Linked DNA regions of Mus musculus: region 1 is linked to region 2. The links are chromatin contacts, found by Hi-C or POLR2A ChIA-PET in ENCODE. All regions are on one chromosome and are shown on one strand. The core of a region is the stretch at or near the end of the contact, and the rest is flanking DNA. Distances in the headings are between cores, read along the strand shown.

Region 1 (5,399 bases), core at 796-3,295, 49 kb before region 2:
TTTATTTATTTGTTATTTATATGAGTATACAGTAGCTGTCTTCAGACACACCAGAAGAGAGCATCAGATCCCACTATAGATGCTTGTGAGCCATCAGGTGGTTGCTGGGAATTGAACTCAGGTCCTCTGGAGCCATCTCTCCAGCCCCCAATACAGATTTCTAAAGCCTGAACTATGCAGCCATTGACAAACATAAATAAGACTTATAGATATATATGTGTATATATATATATATATATATATTTTATATTTATATTTTATATAAGTATGCTGTCTTCATGCACACTAGGAAAGATGTCAGATCACATTATACATAGATAGTTGTGAGTCACTACGTGGTTGCTGGGAATTGAATTCACAACTTCTTAACCTCTAAGCCATCTCTCCAGTCCCACATTTTCGTTTTCATTTTAAACCACCACAGTGGCAAGTGGGAGACAACTTCTTCTAATAAGTTAAAGCAACTGGAAATGGAATGAATTTTATTCTAAATTAGAGTCCCACTACACAAACCATATTTCCTAGAAGTGGAGAGTGTTTAAAATTCCCGCCCAGGCAGGGGTGGTACACGCCTTTAATCCCAGGGAGTCCCTTGACTCCCTCATATACCATGTTCTACACTGTGCATTTCTCATTTACCATGTTATACAGTGTGACTCCCTCATATACCATGTTCTACAGTGTGCATTTCTGCCACCTGAGTAGAAATGTATGCCCTCAGGGGTTCACCTAAAAAAAAAAAAAACAAAAACAAAACAAACAAACAAACAAAAACACCGAAACAGGCAGGGCACAGTGACATCAGTGAGATTAATCAAGACAGTAGCTCCAAAACTAACAGGACAATGTATCCTCTCTAGTCAGAAAACACTCACTCTCCCTGCATTCTCAAACCTATCTTTTTCATCTTAGCTATCTCTCTGTTCCTCTTACACACTGATACCATTTTTTTTAACCTCAAAAATAATGTCAACTATCAGAATAAAATAGCAGTAGTTAAAGACAGTGTTCTAGCTGCTAAACAAGTCTCTTCACGTCTCCATAACATAACAACATTAAAATACACATCGTCAGTTGTACTGCCTCAGGAACTCAGAAGCTACAGTCATAGGGGAAATAAATCATTATGTTTTAAGATGACATATTAAAAATACTCTACCGGCAGTGGTGGCGCATGCCTTTAATCCCAGCACTTGGGAGGCAGAGACAGGCAGATTTCTGAGTTCGAGGCCAGCCTGGTCTACAGAGTTAGTTCCAGGACAGCCAAGGCTACACAGAGAAACCCTGTCTCGAAAAACCAAAAAAGTACTCTGAGGCATCAATATAGGAGACAATAAGAAATACCATGTGTACCATGTGACTGCATGAGCATCTTCTCCATGAACACTTTAGCCTGTATATTTGAAACAGCTCTAATGAAATAAAAAATGGCCTCGGACCAAAGACATCTGTAGCAGCTGGGAAGATCACAGAGGAGGGGGGTGGGTGTGTGTGGGTGTGGGTAAGGTGGAGAGACAGGCAAGCAACGGATGCTAAAGGGGGCCTGGGGAAAGCAGAACCATTCCAACTGGCTGAGTTTTTAAACCCTTTACCAGTGAACTGGAAAGCAAGCAGGGAGTGAGTAGCATTCCCACAGCCAGCGCTGTGCTTGGCTCTGTCATGGATACAATAACTGGGTACAGAAAGGTCCTGGCCCTTGAGGACTGGAGCCAGGAAGAGAACCAAGCAACAGGGCAAGATCAGAACCAACAATGAAAAAGTCAGAGTCTTGCTTAGCTCAGACCATCAGGGGGCAGGACAACACGTCTCCCTTTTCCCATGCTGGAGACTTGGAGGGCGTCATAGGCGGAGGCAAAGGTTCAGCTCTCCCCATCAACTCTCCTATAGCTGTCATTGTGCATCTACTCTTAGAGCTTCTGTCGGAGGCTCTCAGAGCCTTGGCAGCGTGCGCTGTCTTCCTATAGGTAGTGTTCTGAGACCGGTTCTAACTGCAGTTGGCTGGGAGATCTTTGGCAGCTGTGGCCATCTGAGCAGCTATTGTTTGTCACTGCAGTACTGGTGCCGGCAGGATTAGGCTTGGAGCCAAAAATGGAATTCTATTCATAGCCTGTCAGGGCTGGAAAGGAGCTCGGAATTCACTTAACTCGAACTTTCAGAGGTCCGCAGAAAACACTAATAAAATTAATCAGACGGTCACTCTGAAGCCACACAAGGAGGGGCTGAGGTCAGTATCGCCCGCTTTTCTTCTGCTTTTACATCTGTTCTGCGAGCTGTTTCCTGGTGGAAATTAGTGGTTTCAGAACACAAGATCAGAAGGCAAATCAATTTTGCTGTGAATTAATTGTTTTTAGTATTCTATATAAGTTATGTAGGAGGGAAGGAGGCCTGGAGGGAGGGAAAGCACTCAATCAACTGTAAGGTTAATATCTAAGGTTAACATCGGCAAACTTCAACGAAAGCATCTTAAGTGCAAAATCTTACATGTACTTTAGTCACTGACGTTCAGTGACCTAGAATCGCAGAATTCTCCTTGATCCAACTGACCCTAAGGATCCCACGAAAACAGATTTGATGGGGGGAAAAATGCACCAGATAAGGCAGGAGATAAAACCTGACTTTTAAGACTTTAGAGGTAATACATTTCACCATAAAATAAAAACTAGTAATGAGAAATAGATTTTAAAAAAGTCTATAGCCCTTAAAATACACGAAGGTGACTTTCTGTTGTTGTTGTTAATGAATCCCTGCCATTGTGGCGTGAGTGGCCTTTCAGTTCCTTCCTTTCTAGAGCTATCAAATGTTACACCGGAAACCCTCGGAAGTTGTTTGCGGCTGTAACTACTTCCTATTGAACTGTGTTAGGTCTCCTTTCCAGCCACAATAAAATGCCATTTTCTTATTGCCTCATTACTCAGTAATACAAGACTCACTTACTAAAGGAGCATGCAGCTAGAATGCGATTAGGTGCCCAGTATATCTACTACCCACTGCAGTATTCTGCAGTGATTAAAGAACGCTCGGTTTGTCGATTACTAAATGTAAATATTCTATTTCCACTAAATCTGTTTGTAATCTTCTACTGAACAGTCACACCATCCCTTATATACCCGACACAGATAGCTCTTTATGAAATACTCTATTCTACATGTAAGCAAGGAAATCAGAGGCCCTTGTATATTGGTGTTCTCCTAAAAGCACAACAAATGTATAATGTAGTCCTTTTGAGTATGAACAACTCAGTCCCAGACAAGGTTACGAAAAAAAACAGGGGAGGGAGGAACCTTCCAAGAACCAAGAGCCAACCAGGGGAGCTGGCACTGCAGCTCTGGCTGTTTGTAATAAGATATACCAGCAGTACAAGGGCGAAAATATCAAATTTAGGCATCTTTTATCTTCCAGTGAGAAATGATTTATTTCTTAAAGGGGAAAAGAACTAATTAGTATTGCTACCCACTTCTAAACATCTACCAGGAACTTGTTAAATCTCAAAAAACATGCTTAATAACGCATATTCTAAGTGTTGTAATTTAAGCGCCTGGAAAGGCAACACTCAGTCTGTCTATATGCACTCTTGTTTACAGAATGGGAAAAGTTGGGTCTTTTATTTCAGAGTTTAATAATTTAAATAGCTGCTGCCCCATTTCAAGAAAAAAGAAAAAAAAATCAATACGTGAAGTATTTCCATTGTTACGTATAACACATCAGTGTCAGGGAACTGTTGCTCAACTTGTATGGACTTTAAATTGTGAATGGCTAGACACATTTTATAATACTGAAAGCTATACAAACTTGAAAGTTCCTTTTATCATTGAACTACAAACACTGAGCTAAATGACTGTGACAGACACTGGACAGACTGCCTACCTAAAAACTTCCCTGGCCTTTTATACAAAATGGTCAGTAATTCCTCCAGTACACGGTTAATGGTAGCAAGCTTAAGGAGCTAGGATCATTTAAGAGCATTGTGGTTTTTAATGTGAAAAGGGCCACAGAAACAGTATCAGACTAAAAGCAACTATGCTCTGACACAGCATTCTTTCGGATACAGAATAACCACCGCAAAACCACACTCACACATCCAAGACGCAGTACCCAGAAGCAGCAGGGAGGAAATCCATGCCTGTGGTTTGGACCCTGGGTGGTCCTGACCTCTCTGAAGTCATGTAATTATTTGTAAAGTGAGGAAAATGCAAGTCTCCCTTTGGAGACTCTGTTTGGAGTCTCTCTGCCCTTAGCACAAGGCCCCTCCCCCAGGAAGATTTAAAGGATTTAAGTGGATCAAAGTTGATTGCAAAATGCAAAGCACAAATCAGAGGAAGAAGAGTGTGGCCTGAACTCCCAAAAATGGGCAAAAATGAGGCTAAGAGACTGTAGAAGGGCTAGGAAGTCTAAGTTCACAACAGAAAGTTAAGAGTCAAGAAAGAAAAGCCAGGGGTTGCTGCTCTCTCTTGACTGCCCCCTGAAGTTCGGCTCTCAAAGACAACCAAAGTGCATCAGAAAGAACACCAGCAGCATTGGAAGAGCCTAAAGTGTTCTAAACCATTGATCCAGAGACGAACAGACTGGGTAGGACCTCAACCCAACCGGAGCAACTTTGGCTGGGGATATAGCTCAGCGGTAAGAGTGTTTGCCTAGTGTATGTGGGTCTTTGGGTTCAATCCCCATTACTGTCCCAAAGTGGGGAGGAGCAAGCCACCCTCAAATTCCAAACCCATTTTTAAATATCTCAAGGGGACAGAAATATATGATTCAGCCAATGAAGAGACTGACTTACAGTGTGCCTACTGATACAACTAACCCCACAAACCAAAGCCAGGATGCCCGCTTATGCCCATTACCCATTCCTAGTCTATTTAGCATGGCTACAAAATATAATTCTTCATATATTTCTTTCCAGAGAGGAAGAAGGACAGCAGTGAATGAAAATTAGTCAAACAGTAACCTATTTACTAGAGGAGATAAGAGCCGATAGATGAAAGGGCCAGAGGTAGGCGGGTGGATACACATCTATAGTCAAAGAATCATTTGCTGAGCCTGTCAATCACTACCCTAAAGGGATTTTTCTAAACCATTTTGCCTGGCTTACCTAGGAGAGAAAAGAAATAGAAGCAGTTGCCTCTGTGCTTGGAAATACAGGCTGCATTATTATGCAGTGTGGAGAGCCCAAAAGATGAATCTTTTACTATGTCCCACTGCTTGCTCCCTAAGTACTGGAACAAAGTCAAGGGGCAGAAAGCATGGCCAAGATAAGGTGAAATAAAGGAGCCTGGGGGTGGGCGGCTTAGATAGCATCTAGCAGCTCAGAGCAAGCACACTGGGAAGATTCCAGCTAAGGGACAGGGCAAGGGTGGGTCAGACTAACAAAAGAGTTATGAGCATCAATCAGCTCAGGGTTCGCT
Region 2 (6,216 bases), core at 890-3,389:
ATTGACGGAGTAAGAATCAAAGAAAATATCCTCCACGTCCCCCTGACTGTGTAACTTATTCGCCTGCAGGAGTTTCTCTGCCAACATTTTGGCAACACCGGTCTCCTCGCACTGCAAGTTGACCGGCTTGCGACTGGCAGCCACCGTTAGGTTGATGTATAACGGCGTGGCAAAATTTTCTCCGTCTGTCGCTGTGATTCTCAAACTGTGAAAGGAAACCTTTGCGCCCAAGCCATCCGTGAGGGAGTGCTTTAAGGACAGCACACCGGAGCTGGGGTTTAAGCCAAACAAATCCAACTCATTTCCGGCTTCAATCTGGTACCGGACCAGCTGCAGCTCGTCGGCGTCAATGGCAGACACGGTGGTTATCTGCTCCCCCACACCTAGGTCTCGGGGAATGGTCCCCTCACAGTTTATCCTCTCAAACAGGGGTGTGTTGTCATTCAGGTTATTGAGAGTAATCGTGGCGAGGACTTCGACTTCCCGGCGGTATGGCAAGCCCCAGTCAGACGCACGGATCCTCAGCGTGTACACGCGAGGCATCAGTTCATAGTCCAGATTCTCAGAGGTACTCACGGTTCCCGTGAAGTGGTCAATGACAAACGGCACGTGATTTAAGTTTGCAATACTGTAAGTCACGTAGCCATTCTCCCCCTCGTCGGGGTCCATCGCACTCACCCTCGTGACTGCGGCACCGATAGGCGCGTTCTCATCGATGGATGCTTTGTACGAGGTCTGTGTAAACTCAGGGGGGTTGCTGTTTGTACCTAAAACTTTGACCACCACTCGGGCGGAGGCTCTTTTGTCACTTGTTGTCACCTCGAGTTCAAAATGGGATGTGTGCTGCCTTCTAATGGGTTCTAAAATGGAAATGAGACCCGTGTTGTGATTCAAACCGAATTTAGGTTTTCCAGGAGCGCTTTTAAAAACATACCTCAAATGGGAATAACTAGGAATGGCTTTGACCAGGACCACGGGTGTATGTGGAGGGGCAAACTCACTGATCTCGGCTCTGTAAACATCCATTTCAAACTTGACAGGGCCAGCTCTGAACTGTGGAGAAATGATGTGAACAACTTTCACGGGGGAAAACTGGGGAGGAGTCCCTTTGTCTTTAGCCTGCAATGTCAGGTTGTAGCCGTAAGGATGGCTGTCCCAGTCGACGGCCCCGACGGCTTTCACTTTGAATGCTTTACTCCCTGGGAAAGACCTCACTGTTTTAAACTGCTGAAGGAGGTCGCCAGCCACGATGCTCAAAGACGCTATCTCCCCGTTGGCACCCTGATCACAGTCCTCCACGGTGATGATGGCGTAGGTTGGGTCCTTGTCCAGCTCAGAGGGCGACAACGTCACCGCGGTTATGATGGGCGCGCACTCGTTGGCCTGCTCCACGTGAACTGTCAGCTTGGCCAGGCTGCTGACCCCACTGCTACCGTACAGCTTCATCCCCCGGTCCGCAGCCAGAATCTCCAGCTCATAGAGCTGGGTCTCTAGGAAATCAAGCCTGCCAGTCAAAACAACGACGCCGCTGGTCGGGTGGATAGCAAACACGTCAGTTCTGTCTTTAAAACTGTAGTAAAATTCGCCATTGGTCCCAATGTCCGCATCCGTGGCACTGACTCTTGCGATGCTGGTCCTTATGGCTGTGTTTTCCGGCAAAGAGACGCTGTAGGAGGTGGGGGAGAATAAGGGCCTTAAGTCGTTTGTATCCAGCACTTGTACCCGAACCTTCGCTCGGGCCTCAGCATCGGTGGCTTTCTCCACTGCCTTGACGATCAGCGTGTAATGGTCTCTCACTTCTCTGTTCAGGATGGCGGTATTCCCTCCTTTGGTTCTTATCCTTAGAAAGCAGAAGTCTCCGAGAACATACTCTTCCGCTTTGAACAGGTTTTCGCTGTCTCCTGAGACGATTTTGTACCTTATCTCCCACGAGGGGTCTAAGATGTAGATGCCCATCTTTCTGGGGTGGCCAACATAGGTCTTCGCTGCCGAGTTCTCGTGCACAGTGACATTGTACTGGAAGTGTGTAAACTGGATAGGAGGGGTGGGTTCAAGTCTTTGGCTGCCATCACTGTCTCCAAACTGCTGGAGGAAGAGGAGCAGAAGCAGAAGCAAGGTCAAGTGTCTCCCCATTTTTTAACTCCTGGCCACCTGTAATAGAAGAAGAAGAAAAAAAAGAGTGTCACTTGCTGGAGGGGAAAGAATAAATTGTAAATATAAGCCTTATGCATCAAGCATTCCCCACCCACACTGACTATGAGTAAGCACTTCCCAACACCAACATCAACACTCTAACAACTCTAGAAGAATGTCTGACAGCTATCTTTCTTTTGTTATTGTTTTCATGCGCATCAGCATCAGTGTACGCCTGGGAACAGGTCCTCTGCAAGAGCAACTCTCTTCTTAACCGTTGAGCCATCTCTCCAACCCTGAATTTGATTGTTAAACTTACGTCTTCAGGCCAAACACAGACATCAGTTTTTGAAAAAAGCAGACAAGGAATGCCTCCTCTCACACACCAAGAACTACATCCTCAAAATCATATAAACTTAATTTTCTGGCAGGAAAAATTCTTTTGAGACATAATTTCACGTAACCCAGGCCAGCCTCAAGCTCACTATGTAGTCAAGGATGGACTTGAACCCCTAGCCCTCTTGCCTCAGTCTCCCATTGCATGTTTCACCAAGCCTTGGAAGCTTATAACCTTGTGCTAACACAGGATTGGAAACATGCAGGGTCGCTCAGAAAAAGTCCTAAACGGTGCTCTCACAGGACCATATGTAATGATAGCTTGTAATCTGATCTCACAAATTTATCCTGGAATTATTTCTTCATAAAAATAATTAAGTTCACTCCCTACAGCACTCCCTCATTGTCTCACTTAGTACTGCAAAGCTATTTAAAGGAATTACAGTAACCATTACCGTCAAATCTGCAGTGAAGTAATTTCTAAACACCAACCTGAGCATACAGTCAAAGGTCATTTTATAACAGGAAAACCTGAATTCAGGAGCTTGACAGGCAACAGCTCTGACTACGGCAGAGAAGCAAATCTCTGAGCACTGACATTTTACCATCAGGGTTGTCAATGACCCCTTGTTCGAGGGCCTGGTATCTTCAAAACCCCTCACAACCTGTCCCAAGGGCGTCCCCAGTGAAAGGAGCTACACACGCACAGAAGCTGAAACATCAACGCATCAAGGCAAAGTAGGAAGGATGCAGAGCTGCGGGAAGGGCAGAGAGTCACTGAGGAGCAAAAGAGGGAGCACGAACAAAGGGCAGCCTTTAAACAAGTGGGAAGGTAGGTCAGGTCCACGGGGCTGAGATCGGGCCAGAGAACAGGGCTCTGTTCCCACCAGCTGTTCTTCATCACCCCAGCAAATTCATCCCTGGGGGAGGTGGAAAAAAAATTCAGTGTGCTTCCCCACCCCCCAGTGCTGACAGCACAGTGCAGAAGCTCGCCCTTTGCGGAGTAGCCCTCCGATGAATATGCACAAAACTGTAAGAGACCAGCAAGGGCGAACGAAACAGCAGACCGGAGGGCTGGCTTGACAGCCCAGCAAAATTAGCAATGGCAGCATTAATTTACAGGATCTTAACTCAGCCACTGCCAGCTTGCCCCATTAGTCATTTTATTAAGGGGGGTGGGGGGAGAAGAAAGCCGATATGCCTAAAGCAATCAGGAGCTTAATGGATACTGAATCAAGTTCAAGTTGGGCACCCAACGTGCATTGTAGCTTTCACGCCTTCTCCTCAACAGCCAAGTCGGGAAGTCATACAGATCCCTGACCTCAAAAGGGGCAGGAATGATTTAACAAACTAAGAACGTCTCCCAACGACAGCCCCTACAGAAATCTCTATTTGATCACTAGTTCTAATACTTGGGGAAATTTGAGTTTGATTAAAAAAAAATCCTGTAAGTTTAAGACAGAGAGAGAGAGAGAAAGAGAGAGAGAGAGAGAGAGAGAGAGATCCATTCAGTTCAGCTATAGGCTGTAAGGTCACACTATGGAATACCACCGTTTTCCATATGTAAGGATGAAGGAAAGCAAAAACCATAATCCAAACCCGTCTGAAGTAGGAATATGAAAGTACACATAAGGAAAACGCTCCACAGACCAGCTACAAAAACGACGCTGAGCAGGTGCTGTCCTTCTTAAAAAGCACGTTGTTTTAAGGGACAGTGTCACTGTCATCCACTTCACAATGAGCAATTTCATCAAGAGAATATTGCAAGCACTTCAATGTGTTTGCTTAGCTCTACACATGAACTATCACACGGTCATCAAAAATAAGACAGCATTCAACATACTGATGGGTAAAGTTACCTAGAGAAATGGACTAGCCAAACTAAGCTGACCCCACTTATGTTTGCCAAAGGAGGGAAGAAAGTCTCTGTGTGTGTATATACACGGATATGCTCAAAATGGAGAAAAAAATCTTGATAGATAACAGTTGAGGGAGAAGGAACAGGCAGACAGGGAGGTATATTCATTTGTCCTACACCGTATGAATTTTTAGCCGTGTGTGTTTGTGTGTGTGTGTGTGTGTGTGTATCATATGCTTGCTCTTTTAATTATAAATCCTTCAACAAATATTTAATGGTCACCTACTGTGAGGCAGGTACATCTCTAGATGCTGCGGAATTAAAAGTGAACCAAACTTTCCATATTGGAAGGAAGGAAGGAAGGAAGGAAGGAAGGACAGATGGACGGAGCACTTCCTGGTAAAGCAAACAGGCTATCAAGAGAAAAAGAGCCCACTGGATGGTGGGTAGGGGCTTCAGAGGAAATACACAGTCAGAGACTGTATCCAGGCCTGGAGGAAGAAAAACTTTTATGTGTTTCTCAAGCTTAGCACAACTGACATTTCTGGGAAGTAATGCCTGCGTTCTCTCGGACACAGTGGGATGCGGAAAAATAACTGAGAGAGGCCTGGGGCTGGAACACAGTGAGGCTGGAACACAGTGGGTCTGGAAAAGAAGCCAGTGACAAAGGCCAGGAGAGAAAGGATCATGGGGAGTCCTACCACAGACATTTCGAGAGCACTTGAAGCATTTCTGCATCAGCATCTCACATGAGCACGTTACTAAGGAGCTAGCCAGCACCTTCACACACTGGAATTTGATGTTTTATGATTAGACTGGGACTACGTCTTGAAAAGGACAATATCATCTTCCACACACCACACAAGTGACATCCGTGACCTCATCCCAACCTCAACTGAGATCCTGTCAGTTTTCTCCACAGCCAGGTCGCTCCCTGTCCTGCTTTTCTGTATGATGCTCGGTGGGAGGACGCCAATAGGTAGCCAAGGCTTCTCAAACGGAGAGACTAAAATAGCACTACACACACACACACACACACACACACACACACACACACACACCCTGCTTAGAATTCTGAGGGTCATTTGTCCACTCTTACCATTTACATATTTACTCAACCACATCGTATGGCCCTGTATTTTACTCCCAATGAAATGAGAAACAACAGGGGATTTGGAGCAAGGACATGGGATTGCTGACGGAGAAGGGGTCCCTCTGGAATCTGTGTGTGGAAATGTAGGCAGTATGGGTTGAAGCCAGTATGGGAGGGTGTCCCCATTCCGAAACTGCTACAACAGGACAGGTAAGAAGCCAGGGAGCTTAAACCATTATGATCAATACTGGAGGCGGGGAGAAGGGGTCGAACTCTGGGCCTATCGAAAGATTCACTGATGAACTGAGGGAAAGAGACAGAAAGGAACATAAAAATACCAAAGATGTCAAGGACTCTATGTTGAACAAGGAGGACGGCATATAAACCCAGAGGGATGAGAGACTGAGAGAAGGAAGATCGGTCCGGGATCTGGAGGTCAGGTTCTGATTGCAGCTGTTTAGAGGAATCCTGCCAGAGTGTCTCTTAGACTTGGTAGCTAGTGTCTGGTGGCACCTTCCAGGGAAGATGGAATCATTAGGAGGTGGGTGAGGTATAAAGGAAGAGAGCTACGTCACTAGAAGCATGCATGATCTCGAAGGGGCTATTAGGACCCCACTCATTTCCAGGCCGCCCTCCCCACCCTGTTCCCCTCCCCTCTTTGCTTCTCAGTCACCATAAGGTAAACTAGACCTTCTCCACAAGTTCCCACCTTGATGTCTACACCAAGACAGGACCAAAGAACAGGGACCATTGATCATGGATGGAAACTAAGAACCAAATGAAACCATTCCTCCAC

What was found. A loop is a pair of places that touch in the nucleus more often than their neighbours do. ChIA-PET counts read pairs that join two places held with the same protein, here RNA polymerase II (POLR2A).
Region 1: a loop to region 2 is called in a map of Patski, with 2.2 times the contacts of the local background. The contact joins the enhancer-like site here to the promoter of Fat1 in region 2. A Hi-C loop is called at or near these places in 15 of 37 maps with a recorded cell type or tissue (Patski, adrenal gland, gastrocnemius and 2 more). POLR2A ChIA-PET finds 5 or more read pairs at or near these places in 4 of 5 experiments (Patski and embryonic stem cell).

The regions. Positions count from the first base shown.
Region 1 is chr8:44,995,442-45,000,840 of GRCm38, reverse strand. The region is part of intron 2 of Fat1 (FAT atypical cadherin 1); the gene reads right to left. Among named protein-coding and RNA genes, the nearest start is that of Fat1, 48 kb to the right of the region's middle. Within about 2 kb of position 2,045, at least 1 of the 3 ENCODE cell types and tissues checked has a DNase peak (open chromatin) inside an H3K27ac peak, as active enhancers do; it is heart, where a contact is called at or near this core.
Region 2 is chr8:44,946,131-44,952,346 of GRCm38, reverse strand. It overlaps Fat1 (FAT atypical cadherin 1), which reads right to left and starts at 2,139. Exons shown (of 26, transcript NM_001081286.2): 1 at 1-2,139. The coding sequence starts at 2,133.